2 separate regions of the Homo sapiens genome follow, and region 2 is linked to region 1. Evidence: read pairs that join two places in POLR2A ChIA-PET (ENCODE). Cell type or tissue: IMR-90. All regions are shown on one strand. Links, peaks and the distances in the headings refer to the core of each region. The heading gives the core; the rest is flanking DNA. Region 1 has its middle 24 kb from the start of KCNF1. Region 2 overlaps CIMIP5 (ciliary microtubule inner protein 5).

The links. Peaks named below come from ENCODE experiments on the same cell type or tissue, not always from the same donor. Only the 100,000 strongest peaks of a DNase experiment are listed, where the experiment ranks them.
Region 2: POLR2A ChIA-PET joins it to region 1 with 5 read pairs; 3 of 35 experiments call an interaction of 5 or more read pairs at or near these places.

The regions. Positions count from the first base shown.
Region 1 is chr2:10,933,131-10,938,503 of GRCh38, forward strand. No RefSeq gene overlaps it. Among named protein-coding and RNA genes, the nearest start is that of KCNF1, 24 kb to the left of the region's middle. RefSeq lists an enhancer at 2,394-3,593. In IMR-90, for the core only: a CTCF peak has its summit at 3,383; a DNase peak (open chromatin) is centred at 3,181; H3K27ac peaks cover 2,749 bases.
Region 2 is chr2:11,148,312-11,153,684 of GRCh38, forward strand. It overlaps CIMIP5 (ciliary microtubule inner protein 5), which reads left to right. Exons shown (of 3, transcript NM_001371321.1): 3 at 1-3,006. Among named protein-coding and RNA genes, the nearest start is that of SLC66A3, 4.5 kb to the right of the region's middle. RefSeq lists an enhancer at 3,987-4,487. In IMR-90, for the core only: no CTCF peak of the experiment used is centred there; no DNase peak of the experiment used is centred there; H3K27me3 peaks cover 177 bases.

The sequences.
Region 1 (5,373 bases), core at 284-5,283:
GTGCCCTTGTGTGTGTGCGTGTACATGTATATGTGTGTGTGTGTGCATGGAGGGAGAGGAGAGCAACTCCTCCTTTCTCGCAGGAGACATTTCCCAGCCTGGACTGGAGGGGTCGGGACTCACGAGTCTTCCCAGGCTTTCCTCAGGGCTGCCCTCCTGTCCCACCACCCCATGAATGAAAGGGGTCCTTTCATTCCTTCAGCACCCCTTTCTGCCCCATGAGACCCATAAATAGCTCTTCCATACCCACGCCTTCTTCTGTAAATGATACAAATCCCACTCCACAAACTCAGTAGACCACACTTTTCGGTCTCGTTGTGCCAAATAAACGTCCCTCGGATTCTGAGCTACCAGGACGTCACTGGGGGTGGTCTTTGCTAGGGCTCTAGGGCTCCTTCTCCCTCCCCAGGGATGGGCAAAGGTCCTGACGGGGCCTTTTTATAAAAGTGAGGTAAAATTCACATGACAAAATGAACCGCTAGTCATTTTAAAAGTACGATCCAGTGGCATTCAGCACATTCACAGTGTTTTGCCGCCATCACCTGCATCTGGTTCCAGGACACTTTCATCATCCCCAAAGGACACCCTCTACCTGGAACACAGCCACTCCCCAGTCACCTGTGAGGCCCTGGCAACACCAGCCTGCTCTCTGTCCATCGGGATTTACCTACCCTGGGTGTTTCGCATGAACAGAATCCTGCACTATGTGGCCTTTTGTGTCTGGCTTCTTTCACTCAGCATCATGCTCTGGGCTCGTCCACATTGCCGGGTGTGCCAGCTCATTCCATTTTAGGGCTGAGTAATACTCCCTGCTACGGCGATGCCACGTTTGCTCATCCATTCACCCACTGATGGACACTGGGTGGTTTCCAGGTCCTGGGGTCTTTTCTAGCACCACATAGTCAAGGGGGCGCCTGCATTCTCGGGTCTGCATTAGCTCCCTACGAGCCACCCACCCACTGTACCATCACTTGGGTTCCAGCTCCTGCCTCTGGACAACCTGCAGCCCTGGGATCCCTCATGACCTGTGTCCAGGCTGCTGCCAGGCAACAGAGTGCGGGTCCCCAGTGTTTGCAGGAGCCATGTTATCTTGTGGGGAAAATCTCTCTTTTCTGTCCTGCTGTTCCCATCTCTTCTCAAAGACAGTCAGTCTCCTCTTTAGAGATAAAGTAGCCCACCATGCTCTGCTTGGAGAGGGCAGGAAGGGGACCAGTTCCAGTCACTTCTGCTTTCAGCCCTAGAACCCACATGGCCTCACACAGAGACAGGCTCCCCAGGCAAGCTTCCTGCCTCCCGCAAGGGAAGGGAGAGAGAAGAGCAAAGCACACATGGATTCTCAATACGTGATCCTGCCTCACCTGCCCTGTGCTGGCATCCGCGTGCCCATCTCCACTGGATCCCTGTTCCTCCTCCAAGTGTTGGAGGGGGCAAGACTGGGGTTTGCAGCCTCATCTACAGGGGAGGAGAGCATGAGGCCCTTTCCAGCTGGCCGACTGTGTCCCCCTCCCTCCACCCCGCCCTGCTTGTGCCCCTTGATTTTGGCTGCTGTACTTTCTCTTAGGTTTGGCAGACCCCTCATCCCTGGGAAAGCCCCCACCTGCCCCTCCCTCTGCCTCCCTGTCATTGTCTTCCTTCTTTGGCAGCCTCCCCGTCCTGTGGGAGGCTGAAGGTCAGCCTCCCACTGTTGCTCAAGGGCATAGACACCTGGGAACAATAACAAATAGTGTCTCTGGCCCTGGCTCCTGTTGCCTGTCAAAGATGGGTGCATCCCAGAGGGGCAGGCTCTGTCTTTCCCTCCAGGCCATGAGCCCCTGAGGGCAGGGCTGGCTGGGAGGCTGCTCTGTGGAAGGTGATGCCGGAGTAGGAGGCTACATCCGCCGCCTTCAAATCCCGGCTGCACAAATGACCAGCTGTGTGCAGCCCGCTCTGTGGGGCCATGCTGAAGTTCCGCTGAGCTGCACCTGCAGGAGTGCTGTTAGTGTTCAGCACACACTGACCCCGAGAAGGTGCTTGGTAATGTTTGTGGAGTAAATGAAGCTGAATTGGAGGCCAAGTGCTTCGAGGCTGTGGGGGAGGCGGGATCTGGAGCTGAGGGCGTCCCTGCCATCTCGGGGGCAGGCCAGCTGGCCCTTGGTGGAGTTCCTCCCTCCCTCCCCCGACGTCTGCTGCTGGGTGATGATGGCTTCGTGTGCAGATGCAAAATGTCACCGTAATTAAAGCAACAAATCCAGGGCCAAGACTTTAAGGGGTGGCCTGAGTACACGGGGCTCCTGCAGGAGTAGGGGAGCATGATTGGAAGCTCTGCCTCACCCCCTCTGTCACATTCTCCCCCAAGTCTGTCTTCCGGAACTGAGCCCAGAGACTTTAAAGAACAGCCCACTTGGCCTAGTGGCTTTCTCCTTGGGGGCACGCGCCTCCAAGGAGGACGAGAGCTGAGCTCCCCAACCTCCGGGCCACTGGGGCTCCTCACAGGATGTATGTGGTCCCCAGAAACACAAGCATCCTTGTCTGTATGACCTGTGTGGCCCTCTTCAGGCGGCGGCCCCTGGTCTACATCACTTTCTCATTCTCCTCAGCGTGCCCGGCCTCCTGCTGTTCATTCACTCCGTTCTCTCGCTTTCCTAACCGTGCTGGACTCATCCTCACTGCCCACCGCTGAAGACTCTTCTCCCACCCCGCAGGCGGGAGGCCTCCAGTGGCTGTCTCTATATCCTCGGGCCCCACACAGTCTCTCCAGGCCCCAGGCTCCCCCCACCGATTTTACAGTGTGGTTCACTGTAATAGTTTGCTGGTCCTGTATATTTTAAATCATCTCTGGATAACTGATAATATCTATACAATGTGTTATACAAATCATTGTTATACTATATTTTTATTTGTATTTTTTATTGTTGTATGTTATCATTTATTTATTTTTTTCAAATCCTTTCCACCTTCCTGTGGCTGGATCCGCACATGCAGAACGCATTGTTAGAGAAGGCCAACTGCATGTAGCAGGTCCTCAAAGAAGAATGAATAAGTGAGTGAATGAGTGAATGCACAAAGAAACAAGGGAACACTTTGGTGACTACGGGAAGGACCGCATGAGTGGGAGTGGGTGAATGACGGAGGGAGCAGACATGGGAATGAATGAGTGGGTGACTGAGCAAATGAATGAGTCAGTAGATGAGTAAGTAAAGGCCAGGCATATTTGTTGGCGACAGTGGCAGAATGAACGAAAGAAGCCCAGCATCTCAAAGGGCAGGATATGGCCCCATCCTCTGCTGCAGTTTCAGGAGTAAAGTAAACAATGACAAAGCTTGGGTCAAGTGTGACTCACGGGATGCAACTAAAACAAGCAAATATCACTGTGAGCTGCAGGGTGCATTCCCAGCTCCGGCCATCAGAAAACCATGGCAACTGAGCCCTTCTCTCCTCTTAAGGCTCCAAAGCAGAAGGCTTACCCCAAGAAATGGGGAGAATTCCACGTTCCATGTATACGGGACATTTGGGATTTTCTTTCTGAAAATGTGGGTCCCGAGATGTGGCCCCTTCCTCTCACTTTTGCCCTTTTCCGTCAGTTTCTTTCTCCTCGAACTCTCCTAAGGCCTCTGAAGCATTAGTTTACATTTGAAAAATATATGTTGGGCTGTGTGACCTTGGAGAAATCACTCCACCTCTCTGAGCCTCGGTTTTCATGTGATCAAATAGAGATGATCCATTCGCGGCATAGCATTGATGAGATAATAAGCACATTTCTTTTTGCCAGAATTTAGATTTTATTTTGTGTTGTTTGGGTACAGTTTGGTGGGGTGGGGGGACAGGGGTAAGGAGGTGGCTGGATGCTGTAAGAATTTATCAGTGCCTGTCTCAGGCTGCTCCACCAGCCTGGGAGTTCCTGGTAGGTAGATTCTCTTATTCATCTTTGCTCCTTCCTTTATTTTCTCCATTTAAAACCATTTTCTGGGTGCTTGCTGAGGGGGCCATGTGCTATGTAGTGGGGCTGCTAAGGTTAATGGGACTCAGTACCTGCCCCCCTCTGCCCAGAAAGTGGGAGAGGGAGCCACCCAGGTGAGCAGGGAACATAAAGAGCTCTGGCTGAAATGGTGGAAGTCTATTCTAGGCACCAACAGGCCAAGATGGGGCAGAGTGGTGAATTACATCTGTTGGGTGGGAGAAGCCATGGAGAATTGAGTAGGGCATCCCCAAGGCCAAGTGGGTTAGTCTGTTCTCACGTCACTATAAAGAACTACCTGAGATGGGGTAATTTATAAAGAAAAGAGATTTAATTGGCTCACAGTTCTGCAGTCTGTACAGGAAGCATGATTGGGGAGGCCTTAGGAAACTTACAATCATGGCAGAAGGTGAAGGAGAAGGAGGCATGTCTTACATGGCCAGAACAGGAGGAAGAGAGTGAAGGGCAGGGGAGTGCTACACACTTTGAACCAATCAGATCTTATGAAAACTCATTCACTATCACAAGAACAGCAAGGGGGAAATCTGCCCCCATGATCCAATCACCTCACACCAGGCCCCTCCTCCAAAACTGGAGATTACAATTCTACATGAAATTTGGGTGGGGACACAGACCCAAACCATATCATTCCGCTCCTGGTCCCTCCCAAATCTCATGTACTTCTCACATTTCAAAATACAGTCATGCCTTCCCAACAGCCCCCCTGAAAATACTAACTCATTTCAGCATTAACTAAAAAATCTAAAGTCCAAAGTCTCATCTGAGACAAGGCAAGTCCCTTCTGCCTGTGAGCCTGTAAAATAAAAAACAAGTTAGTTATTTCCAAGATACAATGAGGGTATAGGCATTGGGCAAATATTCCCTTTCCAAAAGGGAAAAACTGACCAAAACAAAGGGGCTATAGGCCCCATGAAAGTCTGAAACCCAACATGGCAGTCATTACATCTTGCAGCTCTAAATAATCTCCTTTGACTCCATGTCTTACATCTAGGCCACACTAATGCAAGCCGGACTGATTTCATGGGCTGGCATTGAGTGCCTGAGGCTTTTCTAGGTGCATGGTATAGCTTTTGGTGGGCCTACCATTCTGGGTTCTGGAGGATGGTGGCCCTCTTCTCACAGCTCCATTGCCATTGCTTCAGTGGGTACTGTGTGCAGGGGCTCCAACCCCACATTTCCTTTCCACGTTGCCCTAGTAGAGGTTTTCCATGAGGGCTCTGCCCCTGCAGCAAGTTTCTGCCTAGAAATCCAGTCATTTCCATACATGCTCTGAAATCTAGGCAGAGGCTCCCAAGCCTCAACTCTTGTCCTCTGCACACATGCAGTCGTAACACCATGTGGAAGCCACCAAGGCTTATGGCTTGCACCCTCTGGAGCAGTGGCCTGAGACATATCTGGGGACCTTTTAGCCATGGTTA
Region 2 (5,373 bases), core at 314-5,313, 220 kb after region 1:
TCTCCATGTTGGTCAGGCTGTTCTCAAACTCCCGACCTCAGGTGATCCACCTGCCTCGGCCTCCCAAAGTGCTGGGATTACAGGCATGAGCCACTGCGCCCAGCCAACTTTCCACATGATAAAAAATGACTTCTATCCACGGAAAGTACAAGGCGAGCCTGGAGCAACTTCCTGTGCCAGAAACTAAGAAAAATTCAAAAAGTGATGAAAATATGGAAAAGGGATACAAGGACCAGCCTAAATTTGGGACAATATGAGCATCGAAATGAAGAACAGTAATAGGCCACCCTGACCACGCCCATGCCCACCCCCAGCCAGTGCCACAAGCCCCACCAAATAACATTAATAATAATAACAATAACAAATAATCCATGGGTTCATACCAATAATTTTTTTAAATTTTAAGTACTAATGAAAACTCTTTTTTTTTTTTTTTTTTTTGAGATGAAGTCTCGCTCTCGTCCCCCAGGCTGGAGTGCGATAGTGCGATCTCGCTCACTGCAACCTTCGCCTCCTGGGTTCAAGCGATTCTCCTGCCTCGGCCTCCAAGTAGCTAGGATTACAGGCACCCGCCACCATGCCTGGCTAATTTTTGTATTTTTAGTAGAGACGGGGGTTCACCATGTTGGCCAAGCTGGTCTCGAACTCCTGACCGCAGGTGATCCGCCCGCCTCGGCCTCCCAAAGTGCTGGGATTACAGACATGAGCCACTGCGCCTGGCCATGAAAACTCTTTTCTATTGAAGAATGCAGAATAAATGATAACAGAAAAATCAGCATTTAATGACTCAGCAATAACTGACTTAGGCAAGAATCAATAAAAGACACTAAAACGACTGAGTGAAAGATTCTTAGAGAACGGTAAATGCTGAAATCTAGAAGATACTGCCTTAACCAAACTATTAAGCCAAACCTCACCAATAACAGGACAGCTGACACCGTGCTCCCCTGGTGTGGTTCACTGAGGACAACGCTACCTACTTACCTAGGAAGCACTCTTGCCAAAAAAAAAAAAAGTAACTAGAATATAATCAGGAAGAAACTCCTGGCAAACCCAAATTGAGAAATATTCTGCCAAAGAGTTGGCCTTGATTCTTCAAAAATGTCAATGTCTGCCAGGCGCTGTGACTCACGCCCATAATGCCGGCACTTTGGGAGGCCGAGGTAAAAGTATCGCTTGAGCTCAGGAGTTTGAGACCAGCCTGTACAACATGCTGAAACCGCATCTCTGCTAAAAATACAAAAAATTAGCCAGGTGTGGTGATGCAGGCCTATAGTCCCAGCTACTTGGGAGGCTGAGATGGGAGAATCACCTGAGCCCAGGAAGTCAAGGCTGCAGTGATTTATGATCTGATCACTGCCTTCCAGCCTGGGTGACAGAATGAGACCCTATCTCAAAAAAAATTAATTAATTAATTAAAATAAAATAAAAATAAAAAAAGTCAATGTCATAAAAGACAAAGAAAGGCTGAAGAAGTGATTCAGCCCGTGATCCTTGACTGGATCCTGGGTGAAAGCAAAAGCAGCTCTAAAGGACACTTTGCAGACTAAATGTTAGCTAACACCATTGTATCAGTGAGAAAGTGCAGAGTGTGGTGAGTCCATTGAGGCTCTGTAGAAGAAAGTCCTTGTTCTTTTTGTTTGTTTGTTTTTGAGACGGCGTCTCACCCCATTGCCCAGGTTGGAGTACAATGGCACAATCTTGGCTCACTGCAAACCTCCACCTCCCGGGTTCAAGCGATTCTCCTGCCTCAGCCTCCCGAGTAGCTGGGATTACGGGTGCGTGCCACCATGCCCAGCTAATTTTTTGTATCTTTAGTAGAGACGGGGTTTCACCATTCTGGCCGGGCTGGTCTCGAACCTCGTGATCCACTCGCCTCAACCTCCCAAAGTGCTGGGATTACAGGCGTGAGCCACTGTGCCCAGCCGAAAGCCCTTGTTCTTAGGAGGTGTTTGCTGAAAAGTCCCATGATGTATATAACAAACTTGCAAGTGGCTTAACGAAAAATTTGTGTTTAGGATTTTTTTTCTTTTTTTTTTGAGATGGAGTCTCGCTCTATCACCCAGGCTGGAGTGCAGTGGTGCCATCTTGGCTCACTGCAGCCTCCGCTTCCCAGGTTCAAGCAATTCTCCTGCCTCAGCCTCCCGAGTAGCTGGGATGACATGCACCTGCCACCATGCCCGGCTAATTTTTGTATTTTTGTAGAGACAGGGTTTCACCACATTGGCCAGGCTGGTCTTGAACTCTTGACCTCAGGTGATCTGCCAGCCTCAGCCTCCCAAAGTGCTGGGATTACAGGTGTGAGCCACCGTGCCCGGTGGTTTAGGAATTTTTTTTTTTAATGAAGGTGGGGGAATGGCCACTGTGAAAGAAAAATAAATCTCAACTCCAAAATCACTAAGCTAAGGGAAAAGTCAAGCTGGGAACCTGCCTCCCATTTTAATTCCTGAATAAGATGGCTATAAAGATAAAACAGCTACATGCCTCCCTCACAATTTGCCCACAAGGAAATTCCTTGTGGGCCTCAAGATCTTTACCCTACTCAGGATCATGCCAAGAATTAAAAAAAAAAACAAAAAACAAAACTTTACCCTGAAACATTTCTGTTGAATTCATCCTGGCAATGTAAACTGATAGCTGATCTTAACAGGTGCAGGACAGAAAATCATTCCTCTGCTCACCTGAGAGAAATGCTTATCTGATTGCTTCCTCAGACCTACTGTGTATGTAAAAATGAAGATTCACTGAGCCAGACTAGATTGTGAATTCACTGAAAGGCTGATCAAGGACTCAAAAGAATGCAAGCTTTTGTCTCTTATCTACCTATGACCTGGAAGCCCCCCTCTTCGAGTTGTCCTGTGTTACTGGATGGAACCAAAGTATATCTTACATATATTAATTGATGTCTCAGGTCTCCCTAAAATGCACAAAAGCAAGCTGTACCCCAGCCACCTTGGGGACGTGTCGTCAGGACCTGTTGGCAAAATAAACTTTTAAATTGCTTGAGACCTGTCTCAGATATTTTGGGTTTACTGCCACCACCAATGGCTCTCGAGTTCAGATCTCCTCTGTTGAAGAGAGTCAGGGGGTGAGGGTGGGGGAGGCATGGAATCAGTTTCTGCTCAATTCCATGTTCCCACGTGAAGGTGTAACCACCTAAAGGGCTCACCTTGCCCGCTGCCTAGACAGACCCCATTTATCAAGACAGGGGAAAGAGCAATTCACACAGAGCCAGCTGTGCGGGAGATTGGAGCTTAATTATTACTCAAATCAGTCTCCCTGAGCAGAGCATTCGGGGATGGAAGTGTTTTTGTTTTTGGTTTGGTTTGGTTTGGTTTTAGACGGAGTCTCGCTCTGTCACCCACTCTGTCTGGAGTGCAGTGGCACGATCTCGGCCCAGTGCAACCTGTGCCTCCTGGATTCAAGTGATTCTCCTGCCTCAGCCACCAGAGTAGCTGGGATTATAGGCACAAATCACCATGCCTGGCTAATTTTTGTTTTTAGTAGAGACGGGGTTTGGCCATGTTGGCCAGGCTGGTCTCTTACTCCTGACCTCAGGTGATCTGCACGCCTCAGCCTCCCAAAGTGCTGGGATTACAGGCGTGAGCCACCGCGCTCCGACTGGGGATGGAAGTTTTTAAAGATAATTTGGCCAGTAGGGGCTTGGGAAGTGGAAAGTGCTGATTGGTGAGGATGGAGATGGAATCACACGGGGGTCGAAGTGAAGTTTTCTCGCTGTCTTCTGTTCCCGAGCGGGGATTGCAGAACTGGTTGAGCCAAATAATTGGTCTGGGTGGTGTCAGCTGATCCATCCAGTGCAGGGGCTGCAAAATACCTCAAGCACTGATCTTAGGTTTTACAATAGTGATGTGATCCCCAGGAACAATTTGGGAAGGTTCAGACTCTTGCAGCCAGAGGCTGCCTGACCCTAAACTGTCATTTCTAATCTTGTAGCTAATTTGTTAGTCCTACAAAGGCAGACAGGTCCCAAGGCACAAAGGTGGTCTTTTCGGGAAAGGATTATTACTAATTTTGTTTCAGAGTCAAACCATAAACTAAATTCCTTCCCAAGGTTGGTTCAGCCTATGCCCAGGAAGGAACCAGGACAGCTTAAAGTTTAGAAGCAAGATGGGGTCAGTTAGGTCTGATTTCTTTCATTGTCATAATTTCCTGTTATAATTTTTGCAAAGGTGGTTTCAATGAGACTCCTTGGCCAGCTTCAGTCAGGGAGCTGATTCACTCTGTGCAGCTGTGGCCCAGGAGTGGGGTTAGGGTCCTGTAACAGATTGTGACCAGGGTTGCCATGTAGCTGGGGAGGAGGCAGAGGTCTCTAACATGGGGGCACTATCTTGTCCTGCAGAGATATCCCAGTGAGTGTGCACTGTAGAGACCCCCGTCCAGACACTCCCCAACCTCCTGAAGGGACAGAGGAGCCTCGCAGATCAGCTGTTTTGAGGCCATCCTCCAAGCAGAAGAGCTGGCATGCTCTTGAGATGTCCCGCTGGGCATGGGGGCTGAGACCCAAACGCCTTCCTGCATGGCCCAAACCTGGCTCCAACCTAGGACCGCCCCCATCCCCACAGCTTCAGGAGCAAAGCCAGTGCCCACAAATCCCAAAAAGGTTTTGCTAGTTTGCACCTGGTGGGGAATGACCATATACGTTGAGCACCTATTCTGTGCCTCTCAATAACCTTCTGAGCGGGATGGTTCTCCCCTTTTAAAAATGACGCTGAGGAACAGGGAAGTTAAGGTCTGTCCAAGATCATGCAGCCTGTAGGGGCCAATGCTAGGAGGACAGCTGAGGTCTGCCTAACCCCGAAGGGCCACACACCCACATCACTGCATCCTGGTCTTCACGCAAAGTAGCCAGGGAGGGGTCTAGGAGCCAGGAAGAAACCTCTTCCACAGCCCTGCCTCACCCAGCTGACCCCCAGAGCAGGCGGCTGCAGTGTCCTGGGCCAGGAGCAGCATTTGTTCCACAATGGAGGAGGCCACTCCCTGCGTGGTCCTGGGGGCACTCATACCTCTCAAAGGCCCCTCATGCTGCCTGCATCCCCAAGTGCTAGCGCAGGCTGACCCCAGGTGGGAGCAGTTCCCTCCTAAGGCTAGTCCTGGGGGCCCAGATCCTGGCCAACCCCTGGAATAAAGGCTGGGGCAGAAGGGGAAGAGGAGGGAGGGGGATTCCACTGCCATGTGGCAGGAACCAGGCACTTCCAACCAGGACCACCTCCTTGCATCAAGGGACCTATCACATGGCATGATGAAAGTAAAACACCTGGCACGCAGGAGGCACTCAACAGGTTCTAGATGTTCCTATAGTCATTGCTGCTGATGCTTGTTAAAAAGCTCTTTACGCTGGGCGCGGTGGCTCAT